Linked DNA regions of Homo sapiens: region 1 is linked to region 2. A link is a contact called in ENCODE Hi-C data. All regions are on one chromosome and are shown on one strand. The core of a region is the stretch at or near the end of the contact, and the rest is flanking DNA. Distances in the headings are between cores, read along the strand shown. Region 1 holds the start of MMP17 (matrix metallopeptidase 17). Region 2 overlaps LOC101929974 (a long non-coding RNA gene).

Region 1 (6,052 bases), core at 2,690-5,189, 320 kb before region 2:
TCCAGCCTTCCCCGTTCCCGTCCCCCCGATCCTCTCCAGCCTTCCCCCTTCCCGTCCCCCCCAGATCCTCTCCAGCCTTCCCCCTTCCCTTCCCCTCCAGATCCTCTCCAGCCTTCCCCCTTCCCGTCCCCCCCAGATCCTCTCCAGCCTTCCCCCTTCCCTTCCCCCCCAGATCCTCTCCAGCCTTCCCCCTTCCCGTCCCCCCCCAGATCCTCTCCAGCCTTCCCCCTTCCCGTCCCCCCCAGATCCTCTCCAGCCTTCCCCCTTCCCTTCCCCCCGCAGATCCTCTCCAGCCTTCCCCCTTCCGGTCCCTCCCCATCCTCTCCAGCCTTCCCCCTTCCCGTCACCCCCCAGATCCTCTCCAGCCTTCCCCCTTCCGGTCCCTCCCCCAGATCCTCTCCAGCCTTCCCCCTTCCCATCTCCCCCCAGATCCTCTCCAGCCTTCCCCCTTCCGGTCCCCCCACGCCGATCCTCTCCAGCCTTCCCCCTTCCCGTCCCCCCCCAGATCCTCTCCAGCCTTCCCCCTTCCTGTCCCTGAACCATCGGAAGCACCTCCGCTGATCGCACGGCAGCCTGTCCTCACTGGCCCCATTGCGCAGACAGGGAGACTGAGGCCCGGCACTTAGTTGGGTGGCAAAGCCCACGTCCAAGGCAAACAACATCCCCGGAGCCATGAAGACGGCTGTCAGAAGGGGACCGCGGAGCAAGGGACAGTCAGACGTCTCTCATGGCGAAATCAGGCCATGGTCTAACCCTCCTGCCTGTCTTGGTTTTGGCTGGGGGTGCTCGCCTGAAGCTCTGGGAGCAGCTGCAGGGTGAGAGGGGACACCCTGGCCCCAGCCAGGGCGATGACAAGGTCCTGAGGGCCAGGAACCCAGAGGCCACCGGCAGAAGCCAGGACATGGAGGGCGGCTGCCACCTGGCACCATCTGGCCCAGCATCCCACAACCTCAGCAGTACCCCCCACCTGCCCCGCCCCACCCCACCTCCTACAGAAGATCAAGGGAGCTGCCACTGTGCCGTGGGCGCGGTGATGACAGCCACAGGCTGTGCTGCCGAGAGGAGAAATGGAGCAGAAACTTTAGAGCAGCTTGTCAAAATCTGCCACCACACAACTGCCACCCAGGACCCAGATCCCGAGACACTCTCGCCGCGAGTCCGGGAAGTTCTGGCCAGAAGCAGGCTGCAGGCCGAGCCTGGCTTAACCAGGTGAATAGACGGGCGGCTCCGGCACAGACACTCCAGATAGCGTGCGAAGCTGCAATCGCACGGCCCACGGTGCCACCGTGCAAAAATAAGGCACGGAGAGCCGCGTCCCATCCGTGCCCAGGAACCAGGGGCGGGAGGGAGGCGGACGCCTGTGGAGACCCTGGGCTGCTCGCTGTATGTCGTACTCAAAACACAGAAAGACAAAAAACTCAGGCCCACAAGGACAAGCAGCCCCGCCAAGGACCCCCGGGGGGACAGTGCGCTCTTTTGTCCCCGCCGGGGGCTCCTGAAAGCCCGGCTCCGCAGCCCAGCAGCCTGAATCCCGGCCTTGTTCACGTGCATACGGGGGGCGCTCCGGGGCGGGCCCTCCCCTCCAGCCCCGGCTCCAGCCCTGCTGGGTGCAGCTCTGTCTGCAGCTCTGAGACAAAGGAGCACTTCTCGTCCCTGGCGCCCAGACCTGAATATCAGTCCACTCCGGGAGCGCCTCCGGCGAGCGGGCGGAGGAGGAGTCCCCGCTCCCGCCCAGATCCCGGCCTCCTCGTCCCTCCCCGCGGGGAAGCCGCCCGCCCCTGGGCCTGAGCTCGGCCCGCGGTTCCCCGAGGGCCAGCAGAGGACGCCCCGCACCGCCAGTGTGAGCAGGAAGCCGCGGCAGGACGGAGGCTCCACGCCAGGCCGGGCCCGACACGGAGCGGGGCTCCAGGCAGGGGGCTGCCCGCAGCGTCCTCCCTCTCCGGCTGGACACCGGGGCCCCACTCACTGCCCCCGGCCAGGCTGGGGAGCCACATCCTCCGCTCGGTGCTGTCGCAGGGCGCGGGGCGGGTGACCCCCGGGGTGCCAGGAGAGACCGAGGCGCAGGTACCAGCCGAGAGGAGGGCGCCTGACCCACTCTCTCCGGGCAGGGGGGCAGGTGGGTGGCGAGAAACTTCCAAACCGCACTGGGTCTGATCAGCCAACATGGCTCGGCCGGGGGTCCATCCTCCTGAGTGTGTGGGCCCCACCTTGAGTCCTTCCCTGGCATTGCCCCGGCCCCTTCTGCGGCACCCTCGGACCTGGAAGGCGGGCCTGGGTTCACCTCCCTCCACAGCTGGAGACCCCAGGCCCCCAGGGCGTGATTCTCAGTGGGGGATCCGGGAGATCCGCACCTACAAAAGGGTCTTGAGGAGGTGGAGGGGGGCACCCCAAGTTCACAGGCTGCCTGGCTGGAAGGAAGCCACTGTGGGGACCTGCAGGCACCTGGACGCGGGCAGCAGGGACAGTGGCCAGCACCCTCCCAGATGGCTTCGGGGCCTGGGGCAAACGGTGGCCAAATCGGCTTCCCATCCAGACCCCCTGGCCAAGTCCTGCCAACCACAGGGGCTGCGGGTGCCACCCAAGTGGCCCCTCCATATGCCTCGACTGCCTGAAATACACCTGCGCTGACTTGCTTGGACCCCAAGGTTTTGGAGCTCCTGAATGTCCACTGCGCTGGGCGAGGGGCCCTGCCAGGACCCCACTGGGAGACTGTCCGCGGACGAGGGCCAGGCCGAGTACTTGTGTGGGGCGGGGAGGCCTCGGCTCCTGGCCCGACTCCCTGGGTAGGAGTCCATTGAAGGCAGCGGTGGGGCAGGAGCCTCAGAAGGAACCAACGAACCCAGCGGGAGTTCACCCGGCCGCCCCAGCGGGGGGGCGCTGACCCCACGACGTGTGCTCTAAATCTTCCGGGTCCACAGGAGACGCGAGTCCCGGCTGCGGAACAGGGGAGGGGGCTGTAGGAAGAGGCCACGTCGCTGCCCCCAGGCAGGGTTTCTAAGCTGAGCTGGGGACAGCTACTGGGTGTGGAGTGAGGAAGGCTCTCCCCGCGCCCCCGGCTCAGCACTGTACCAGGGCAAGGCAGGGCCAGCCTGGCCGACCTGGGGTGGAGGGGAAGGAGGCTGAGGGCCAGGTCCTTGTCCAGTGGGGAGCTGGGGGCCAGCATCCCTGTGCCCCCAACACCCTCAACCGAGCAAACTCGGGGGCTCAAGGCTTTCGGGGTGCCCCCACTCCGTAGCCCCTGCCCTTCCTCGCTTTGTGGGTGCGTGCTCCTGCCCCCGCCACTCCCACCCGGAACGCACGCAGCGCGCAGAGCTCGGGGCGGCCGCGATGCCTGCTCTCGCCCAGCCCGGCTGCTCCGGGGCTGCTGCAAGCCGGCGACCCGGGCTCCGGGTGGGCGACCCCCTCACAACTCCACGGGCTCCTGCGGCTGCGGCGCGCTCCCAGCGCACGGAGCCGGGACGGCAGCCGGCGCCTCCCCAGGACTCGCGTGCGCTCGCCCGGTCGCTCAGCCCGCGTCCCTGCCTCAGTCTCCCCACCCAGGAAATGGGTCCAGGGCGCCAGGGCTCCCGCGCGACGCCGACGTGCACTGCTGGGGTCTTCCCGGTCCCCGCCACCCGGCCCGCGGAGACCCCCGGCTCCGGCCCAGGAGCTCCGCGCCCGTCCCGCCCGCGCGCTCACCACTCCCAGGCTGAGGTCCTCGGCGCGCGGCGCGGGTGCGGGCGCGGCGCAGCCCCCGCGGGTCCCCAGCGCCAGCAGCAGCAGCAGCGGCAGCGGCAGCCGCGAGAGTCCGGGCCCTGGGGGCGGCGGGCCGGGTCCCCGGGCTGCGCGGCGCCGCATGGCGCTCACATGGGCCCGCGGGCGGCGTGCAGGGTCCCGCGCCCTCCGCTTCGCGTTCCGCAGCCCGGCGCCCTCCGCTCTCCGCGGCGCCCCCGCCGGACTGAGCCCCGCGCGGCAGCCTCAAGCGGCGGGGCGGGGCCATGCAAATGTATGCTAACGAGGCCGGCCGCCTTAAAGGGCCCGCGCCGCCTCGGACGCTGCCACCCCCGCCCGCCCCGCCGTGTCCGCGACGGGACTGGGTCCGCGGCATCACAGGGAAGGCGTTTCCCCGGGTGTCTTAGGACGCTCTTGGGGCGGCGGGGACGCGCGGGATGGGCGCGGAGGCGGGGGTCGGGGCGCCTGCGGGGAGCTGACCCTGACTCCCCTCTCCGGCCGCGCTCCCGGGTCCACCCCCCACGGCGCCGAGGCCCGGGTTCAGACCCGGGTTCAGGCCCCGGAGCCGCCGCCGCAGCGCAGCAGGTGGGCGCTTGGTGGAGCCCGCGGACCGCGGGAGAGGGAGGGTGGGGCTTGGGGGGCGCGGGGGACTGGAGGGCGAGGGCGGGTGTTGGGGGGGCTGGGGTCCTCGGCGGAGGCTCTGCGGTCCCTGCGGGCCTGGGAGCGAGAATGTTAACTTGTAATGTTTGTTGGAGCGCAGCGTGTGCCTGGCACATGCCCAGGAGTTACATAAATAATTTCATTTACTTACAACATTTATGAGATGAAAACTATGATTTCCATTTCGCAGACAAAGAAACTGAGGCCCAAAGAAATGAAGTAACTTATGGGAGGTCCTGGAGCGGGCAAGCGGCAGAGCCAGGGTCAGAGCCCGAGCAGGCGCTTGTGTGGATTGAACTCGTGCAAGTTGCGTACAGGCTGCCCACCGAGTGGGAGATCTTGGGAGAGGGCAGGGGGTGAGGTTCAAGGGTAACCCTTGCCTTTATTCAGCTTCTCCTCGTGCTGGACAGCATGGCTTCCCCTCCTTCCCAGGCCCTCCTGCTCCACCACCCCAAATCGCAGCTGGTACTGTCAGGACTGAGGTCTCATTCTACGGACAGGGAAACTGAGGCTCGGCCCCTTTTACCAGAACTGGTCTCAGGGAAGTGGTGCCCCTCCCCTCCTGTGAGGGCCGACTCCCCCCAACCACCCCCCCCCCCCCCCCCCCGCTTCCCTGGGTACTCTGGCCCATCCTGTCCCTGCTGCCCTCAGAGCCTCCCTGGCCCGGTCTGAACAGGGTGATTCCACACCTGCTTCAGATGACCTTGGTTCGGACTGATGGGATCACCTGTAGGAGGTGGGGACTTTCACAGGACATCCCGGATTGTTTTTTCTTTCTTTCTTTTTTTTTTTTTTGCTCTGTTGCCCAGGCTGGAGTGCAGTGGCACGATCTTGGCTCACTGTAATTTCTGCTTCCTAAATTCAAATGATTCTCCTGTCTCAGCCTCCTGAGTAGATGGGATTTCAAGCGTGCACAACCGTGCCCAGCTAATTTTTGTATTTTTAGTAGAGACGGGGTTTCACCATGTTGGCCAGGCTGGTCTTGAACTCCTGACTTCAGGTGATCAGCCCGCCTTGGCCTCCCAAAGTGCTGGGATTACAGGCGTGAGCCACCGCACCTGGCCTCATCCGGGATTTTGACCAAGTGCATCAGGACAACCTGGTTTCCAGAGCAGAGACCCAGCCAAAGCGGCTGTAGTCAAGGAAAGGAAGCGTATGGGTATGGGCTCAGGAAACGGTGGCGTCCTAGCGTGTGCCAAAGTCAGGCAGGGCTGGACCAAGTCTCACAGCAACAGCGTCAGAACGCGGTTTCTCTCAGTCCATCTCTGTGTGGGGCAAAGACGGCCCAGGGCAGCTCCTGTGCATCCTTCCCCCTCAGCAGGCCCAGCCAGAGACAGACTCTTTCTCAACCAATGGTCCCAAGGCCACCTCTCTCTGGATTCTGGGTCAGGACCTGATCGTGGGGCCAGGGGCAGGGAAGTGAGCTGAAGCCCTGGGCTGGAAGGGATTCTCTACAGGAAATCAGAGGTGCTGAAGTCAGAGGAAGGGAGGGTGGATGGCAGGCAAAGCTGGGTCGAGGACTCAGAAGAGGGAACGCGGCCAGTGCCCCCACTGCATCATGGGGCTCATACACATCTGAGACTTGGAACAGGACGCTGTTGAGGGGCTGTAGCTCGGTGCTGGCAAGGGGCTTCACCGCGGGGCTTGCTGGCATTGAAGGGAGATGGCTTGTTTATGGAGC
Region 2 (6,390 bases), core at 3,405-5,904:
AGTATCAGTGTGCGCAGCCATTCGGGGCCACTAGTGGTCTCTGCGTCTTAGTGGTAGTGGTCCCCTGGGCCCAGCTGTTTTTATCTCTTTGTCCTGTGTCTTTCTTTCTTACAATCTCTCGTCTCTGCACGTGGGGAGAGCAGCTGCAAAGCCCGGTAGAGTTGGACCCTGCATATGCCTTGGGGTAGTTTTATTTGGGTCAAATCTGTTTGGTGTTCTCTGATCTTCCTGAATCTGGATATGTGTTAGTCCATTCTCACACTGCTATAAAGAATTGCATGAGACTGGGTAATTTATAAAGGTAGGGGTTTAATTGACTCACAGTTCCACATAGCTGGGGAGGGCTCAGGAAACTTACAATCATGGCGGAAGGCAAAAGGGAAGCAAGACATCTTCTTCACAAGGCAGCCCGAGGGAGAACAAACAGCAGAAACTACCACACACTTATAAAACCATCAGATCTCACGAGAACCCACTCACTATAATGAGAATAGCATGGGGGAAACCGCCCCCTTGGTCCAATGACCTCCACCTCTCTCTCCACTGATACCTGGGGATTGTGGGGATTATAATTCAAGATGAGATTTGGGTGGGGACACAAAGCCTCGCCATATCAGGATATTTATATCTTTCTCAAGTTTTGAAAAGTTTTTTGTAGTATTTTTTGAATAATCTTTCCACTCCTTGCTTTTGCTCAACTTCCTCTTGAACACCAATAGTTCTTAGACTTGAGCCAGGTGTGGTGGCTCATATCTGTAATTCTGGTACTTTGGGAGGCTGAGGTGGGAGTGAGAGGATGGCTTGAGCCAGGAGTTCGGGATCAGCCCGGGCAACATAGTGTGACCCGGTCTCTACAAAAATCTAAATAAATTAGCTGGGCATGGTGGTCGTATGCCTGTAGTTCCAGCTACTTAGCAGGCTGAGGTGGGAGGATCCTTTCAGCCTGGATGGTCAAGGATGCAGTAAGCTGTGATTGCACCACTGCACTCCAGCCTGAGCAATGAAGGTGAGACCTGTCTCTCAAAAAAAAAAAATTCTTAGATTTGATCTTTTGAGGTAATTTTCTGTATCTTGTAGGTGATCTTCATTTCTTTTCATCCTTTTTTTTCTCCTCTATAATTTCAAGTAGCCTGTCTTCAAGCTCACCGATGATTTTCTCTGCTTGATCCATTCTGCCGTTGAAAGACTTTAATAAATTTTTCAGTTCAGTAAATGTATTTCTCACTTCTAAGATTTCGGTTTGATTGTTAAAATTATTTCAATGTTTTAGTTCAGTTTCTCTGACAAATGTCTTTAGTGTTATGCTGGAGATCCCTGAGTTTCCTTAAAACTGTAATTTTGAATTCTTGGTAAGAGCTCGTATCACTGTCTCATATGGAGCCAGTCACTGGTTTCTTGCTTTGTCCACTTGGGGAGACCATGGTTCCCTGTTTGCTGCTGTTTCTTGTGAATGTATATTTATGTCTTTGCACTGAAGGTTATTTATTCCAGTATTCTCTATCTGGCTTGGCCTATTTTTTTATTGGGTATGTTTGCAATTTACCTGTTGAATTTCTTCAGTTTTTTCCTGCTAGGTTGCTGCCCCTTTTTAGTGGTAGATGATCCCTTAACCTCAGGTTGGCCTTGGCTCTAGCAAACTATCGGAGTGCTCCCTGTCTGAATGGGGGAGGGCCCAAAAGGGATATCCCGGTAGCGTGGGGAAGGCTGGCTCGGGGTTGTGCCCAGGGGTCCTGTGGAACATACCTCCTACGGCATCGTGCGGCTGAATAGTCACTGTGGCTTGGTGTCTCCTTTGGCTGAGTTACAGAGCAGAGTTTCCGGGGCTGGGATGGTAGTCCCACCTCCCCACTTTGTCTCTGGCTGTCCTCAGGAATATTTCTCCCTTCAGGCACTCTCTCAATGCTTCCGTGGGTTGAGACAGAGACAAGTTTCCTGCCAGGGACTCCAAGATGGTGGGAAAGGTAATTGCCCACCTCAAGTTCACTTTTTCCGGTGTAGAAACTGAGATAGGAAAATTTTCATGTGCTTGGTGCTGGGCCATGGAAGGCAGGGGCATCATGGATATGAAAATTTGATTCTCTTACCATCTGCTCAGAGTTTCGTCACTTCTCTGTGGCCCTGGGAAGTGGCCCATCCTCATATTTGAGTTCTAGGATATTGCTGGGGATCATCTTGGCCCTGTATGTTTGTTTTCAGTTTTCTGTGGCAGTGGGTGGGGATGGGGGAGAGTGAAGCCAGCTTGCTTCTATGTCACCATTTTTTAAAAAATTGAGACAGAGTCTCACTCTGTCACCCAGCCTGGAGTGCAGTGGCATGATCTCATTGCAGCCTCCGCCTCCTGGGTTCAAGCAATTCTCCTGCTTCAGCCTCCCAAGTAACTGGAATTACAGGTATGAACCATTGGACCTGGCCCTATGTCACCATTTTGGAACCAGAAGTCTGTCCCCAGCTCTCGTCTCCAGTAAAATCTCTCACTCTCTTTTCTAAACCCTGGCACCCTTGAGACCGCTACTTTCACTGTCCCCAGAGAGACACACCTGTGTGTCCACCCTGCACCTGTGTTCCACCCCTCTGTCTCTGACCTGCTGCTCCCTCCCTCTCTGCCGTCAATGCCCACCTGCTTCTTAGGTCCAGTTCAGACCGTGTTTGTACAAGGTCACTCGGAACTCCTGAGGTACTCAGTGTCAGCTAATGTAGGTAATGGGTGGCAGGTGTGCAGAACACCCTAGGCAGGCACTGAGCTTAGCCTTTGATCTACCGTCATCTCAGTTAATCCTCTCAATACTCTGTGAGTCAGGACGTGTGTGTGTGTGGCCCTGCTACCGAGGAGTCCTTCACCAACTTAGCAAATATTTATGGAAGACTCACTGGGGATTTGTTAAAGTCACTGCTTTATTTGAGCTTTCATTCTAGTCAGGGATGACAGAGAAATGATGCCCATCATAAATAAGTATTAAAACTGTTAGAAGCCTGAATGTGCCTTGGGTGAATACAGCCATGGCACTGTTCAGGGGTGGATGAGGCCGTCAGGGCTGAGGAAGTTCCATTTAAATTACCTGGTCAGGCAAGGGCTTGCTGAGGTGATATGTGAGCAAACATAAAGGCACACATTAGCCCCGTGGACAGCCAGGGCATGGACCTTGGGCAGATGAAGGTTTTAGGGAGGGGGGCAGTCAGGGGCTCAGATGCTGGGCATGCAGAGTGAGGGGCAGAGGAGCAGGAAGTGAGGCCAGAGGCAGCATGGCCCTGGGATGCCTCACCTTGCTGTGAATGCTACAGCCGGGTCCTCTGAGAACAATCCCAACACAGGAGTGTATTAACATCTCAGTTCCCAGAACACTTTTAATTTCATTCACTCAGGTATTCATGAACACCCGTCTTCTTATGTGCTGTGTTAGAGTTCTCTAGAGGGACAGAACTAGTGGAATACAGACACACACACACACACACACACACAAACATATATATATATATATATATATATATATATATATATATATATATAGATAGATAGATAAAGGGGAGCTTATTAAGTATTAACTCGCACGATCACAAAGTCCCACAATAGGCCGTCTGCAGACTGAGGAGCAAGGAGAGCCAGTCCAAGTCCAAGTCCAGTTCAAGGGATCATCCAGGAAGCATCCAGCACGGGAGAAAGGTGTAGGCTGGGAGGCTAGGCCGGTCTCTCTTTTCACATTTTTCTGCCTGCTTATATTTGAGCTGAGCAGGCAGCTGATTAGATGGTGCCCACCCAGATTAAGGGCGGGTCTGCCTTTCCCGGCCCACTGACTCGAATGTGAATCTCCTTTGGCAACAGCCTCATAGACACACCCAGGATCAATACTTTGTATCCTTCAATCCGATCAGGTTGATACTAAGTAGTAACCATCACACGTGCATTCATCATGTGCACACACTGGTTAGGATCTGAGGGTATAGACCAGGCTCCTGTTCTCTGGGAACTGGCATCCCAGCAAGGACAGGTAGTAAACAAATAAGAACATTTAAGAACAGTGTGGGGAGGGCCTAACACTGTGCTGTGTGGTGGTACGTAGGACGCAGGCTACTGTAGACTGGGTGGTTGTGGGGAGGAGGTGACTGTGGGGAGGTGACATTGATCTGAGCCCTGGATGCCAACAAGGAGCCAGCTGTGCATGGATGGAGTTGGGAGCGGTGCCAGGCTGAGCCTGCAGGAGGTCAAGGTGCTGGTGGGAGCTCATGTGGCTGGGGACGGTGAGCATGGGCGGGACAGAGGTGGTACTTGTGCAGAAGGAATTAACCATGAAGGCCAAAGATGCCCTCCCTGCAGAGGCCTGCTGGCAAGGTTGGCCCTCAGCTGGGGCCTGGGAGCTTTGCCGATAAACAGGCCCCCACACTGATTCACTGAATGGCTGCGTGTGCAAACAATAGGGTTTATGCTGAGGACCTGCTTTCCCTCTGAGAGGCTGGGATTTTGGACTATGCCAGGCACAGGTGCTGACGTGACCAGACCCCAGTAAACCCTGGGTGCCGAGTCTCTAGTGAGCGTCCCTCATAGACAGCACTCACATGTGTTGTCACATCTCATCGCTGGGGAATTAGACATGTGCTGTGTGACTCCCCAGGGAGGGGACTCTGGGAGCTTGTGCCTGGTTCCCCTTGTGCCTTTCTCTTTGCTGTTTTTGCAGGTTGTCCTTTCACTGTAATAAATTGCAGCCTGAGTCCTGGGAGTCTCTGAACCTGGGGATGGTCCTGGAATCCCTGACACAGATGTGGCCAGAGAAGGGATGGAACCAGTCCTGCAGGGCCCTTTAGGGAATAGTGAGGTGCAGTGTGAGGGTTGCAGCGACCCGTGGGCTGCTCAGCCCAGCCTGGGGTGACTGTCTCACTTTCCCTCGGAGGACAGGGTGGGCACCACCTGCAGACTCTGGGAAGTCCTCACTCAGTCTCCACGTGCACAGGGCCTAGGAGGTGGTCTGGGTGCTGGTGGGCGGCTCTGCCACATGCCACCCTCACAGTCTTCCCCTGAGTCTGTTCCTTCCTCTTGCTTGTCCCAGGCCTCTCTCAGCAGCACCTTCCTCTGTGAGTGTCAAATGCTACTGACTCATGTACTTCCTGTCTATTCAGAGACAGGACGGGGGTGGGAAATTGGTATCATTTGCATGACGCTCACCTCCTGGGGTTGGTGAAGAGCTTGCAGGCATCAGAGCTAGCTGGGAAGTGAGCAATTATAACATCTTTAGGAAATTGACTTGGCCCTTTCTGAGTCTGTGTCTCCTGGTTTTCTCCATGCCCAGTATTCAGAGGAGGATGAGAGGAATGCTTCCTTGGGCCCCATGGCCTGGCTTTGGCTTTGGCATTGGCATTTTCAAAAAAAGTCTAGACTTACTGATCATGATTCCAGACTCCCGAGAAAGAAGCAGAGAATGTTCGGGTTGTATGAGTGGGATCTGGGATCCTGGGGGCGGGCTGTGAGGGTGAGAGCCCCACGGAAGTGCACCCAGGAGCAGGTGGATGTGGGAAGGCTGGAGCCCCCCAGACCAGGGCTGGCCTTGGGGAAACAGAAGGGGGTCATGGCATCAGAGAGGAAAGCGCATCTTCGCTACGATCCCCCCTGCCCAGAGCCTCCTCCAGATCCAGGGACCCCTCTCCTTCTGTGTTTGACCAGGGACACTGGCAGCTCTGCCTATGTTGAGAGTCCTCAGAGAGCTTCAGCTAGGCCTGTTCCCCAAAGATCTTTTGTTGTTCATTTTAAGAAACAACAGACCATCACTTTAAAAGTAGCACATTTTGGTACCTATTTCTCAGTGATTGATCCTTTCAGATACAGTTTCCCAGGATCTAAAGATGGTAGCTGAATAATGCATGATATTTTTGTTTCCCAGAAACAGGTGTTTTATTTTTATTGCATTAGTCTTATGAGAACAAGCTGGCTGCAGTTTCTCTGAGAGCCGAAGTGCTGAAACAATTCTGGGTTTTATAGGCACCCATTGCCAGGAGCTGTCATTGCCAGGCTCTTGGGCTCTTGACAAGGAAGCTCATTATGGCCGTGTCTCACCTCCTCCAGGGAGGTGCCAGATCCGTGTGCAGCAGTTTTGCACGTCCATCCATTTGTTCATCATTCATTCATTCACTCATTCTTTCAATGTTCATTTCCTGAGGGCTTCTGAGTCCTGGTGCTGGGATGCACTTTGGGGTTACAGAGACAAAAAGACCAAGTCCCAGCCTTTAGGGAACCTATAGTCTATGAGGGAGACAGAGTCTCAGTCATTGGGCCAGGTGATGAGGGGTAAACTGAGGCATACACCAGGTGTGATGGGCTGTGAAGGATCAAGCCTTGGAGCTCACCGGTGGGCGGGAGGAAGACCCCACTGAGGAGAGGAGAGAATCCGTGAGTGACAAGGAGTAGAT

What was found. Hi-C counts contacts between places; a loop is a spot of excess contacts on that map. Pooled maps may share reads with other maps.
Region 1: a loop to region 2 is called in a pooled map, with 10 times the contacts of the local background. The contact joins the promoter of MMP17 here to the enhancer-like site in region 2. A Hi-C loop is called at or near these places in 2 of 37 single-sample maps with no recorded cell type and 5 of 50 pooled maps.

Annotation. Positions count from the first base shown.
Region 1 is chr12:131,826,280-131,832,331 of GRCh38, reverse strand. It overlaps MMP17 (matrix metallopeptidase 17), which reads right to left and starts at 3,939. Exons shown (of 10, transcript NM_016155.7): 1 at 3,679-3,939. The coding sequence starts at 3,837. RefSeq lists silencers at 1,696-1,955, 3,945-4,074 and an enhancer at 1,603-2,212.
Region 2 is chr12:131,510,200-131,516,589 of GRCh38, reverse strand. All of the region lies in intron 1 of LOC101929974 (a long non-coding RNA gene), which reads left to right. Among named protein-coding and RNA genes, the nearest start is that of LINC02414, 130 kb to the left of the region's middle. RefSeq lists an enhancer at 5,325-5,374. Within about 2 kb of position 4,654, at least 3 of the 41 ENCODE cell types and tissues checked have a DNase peak (open chromatin) inside an H3K27ac peak, as active enhancers do.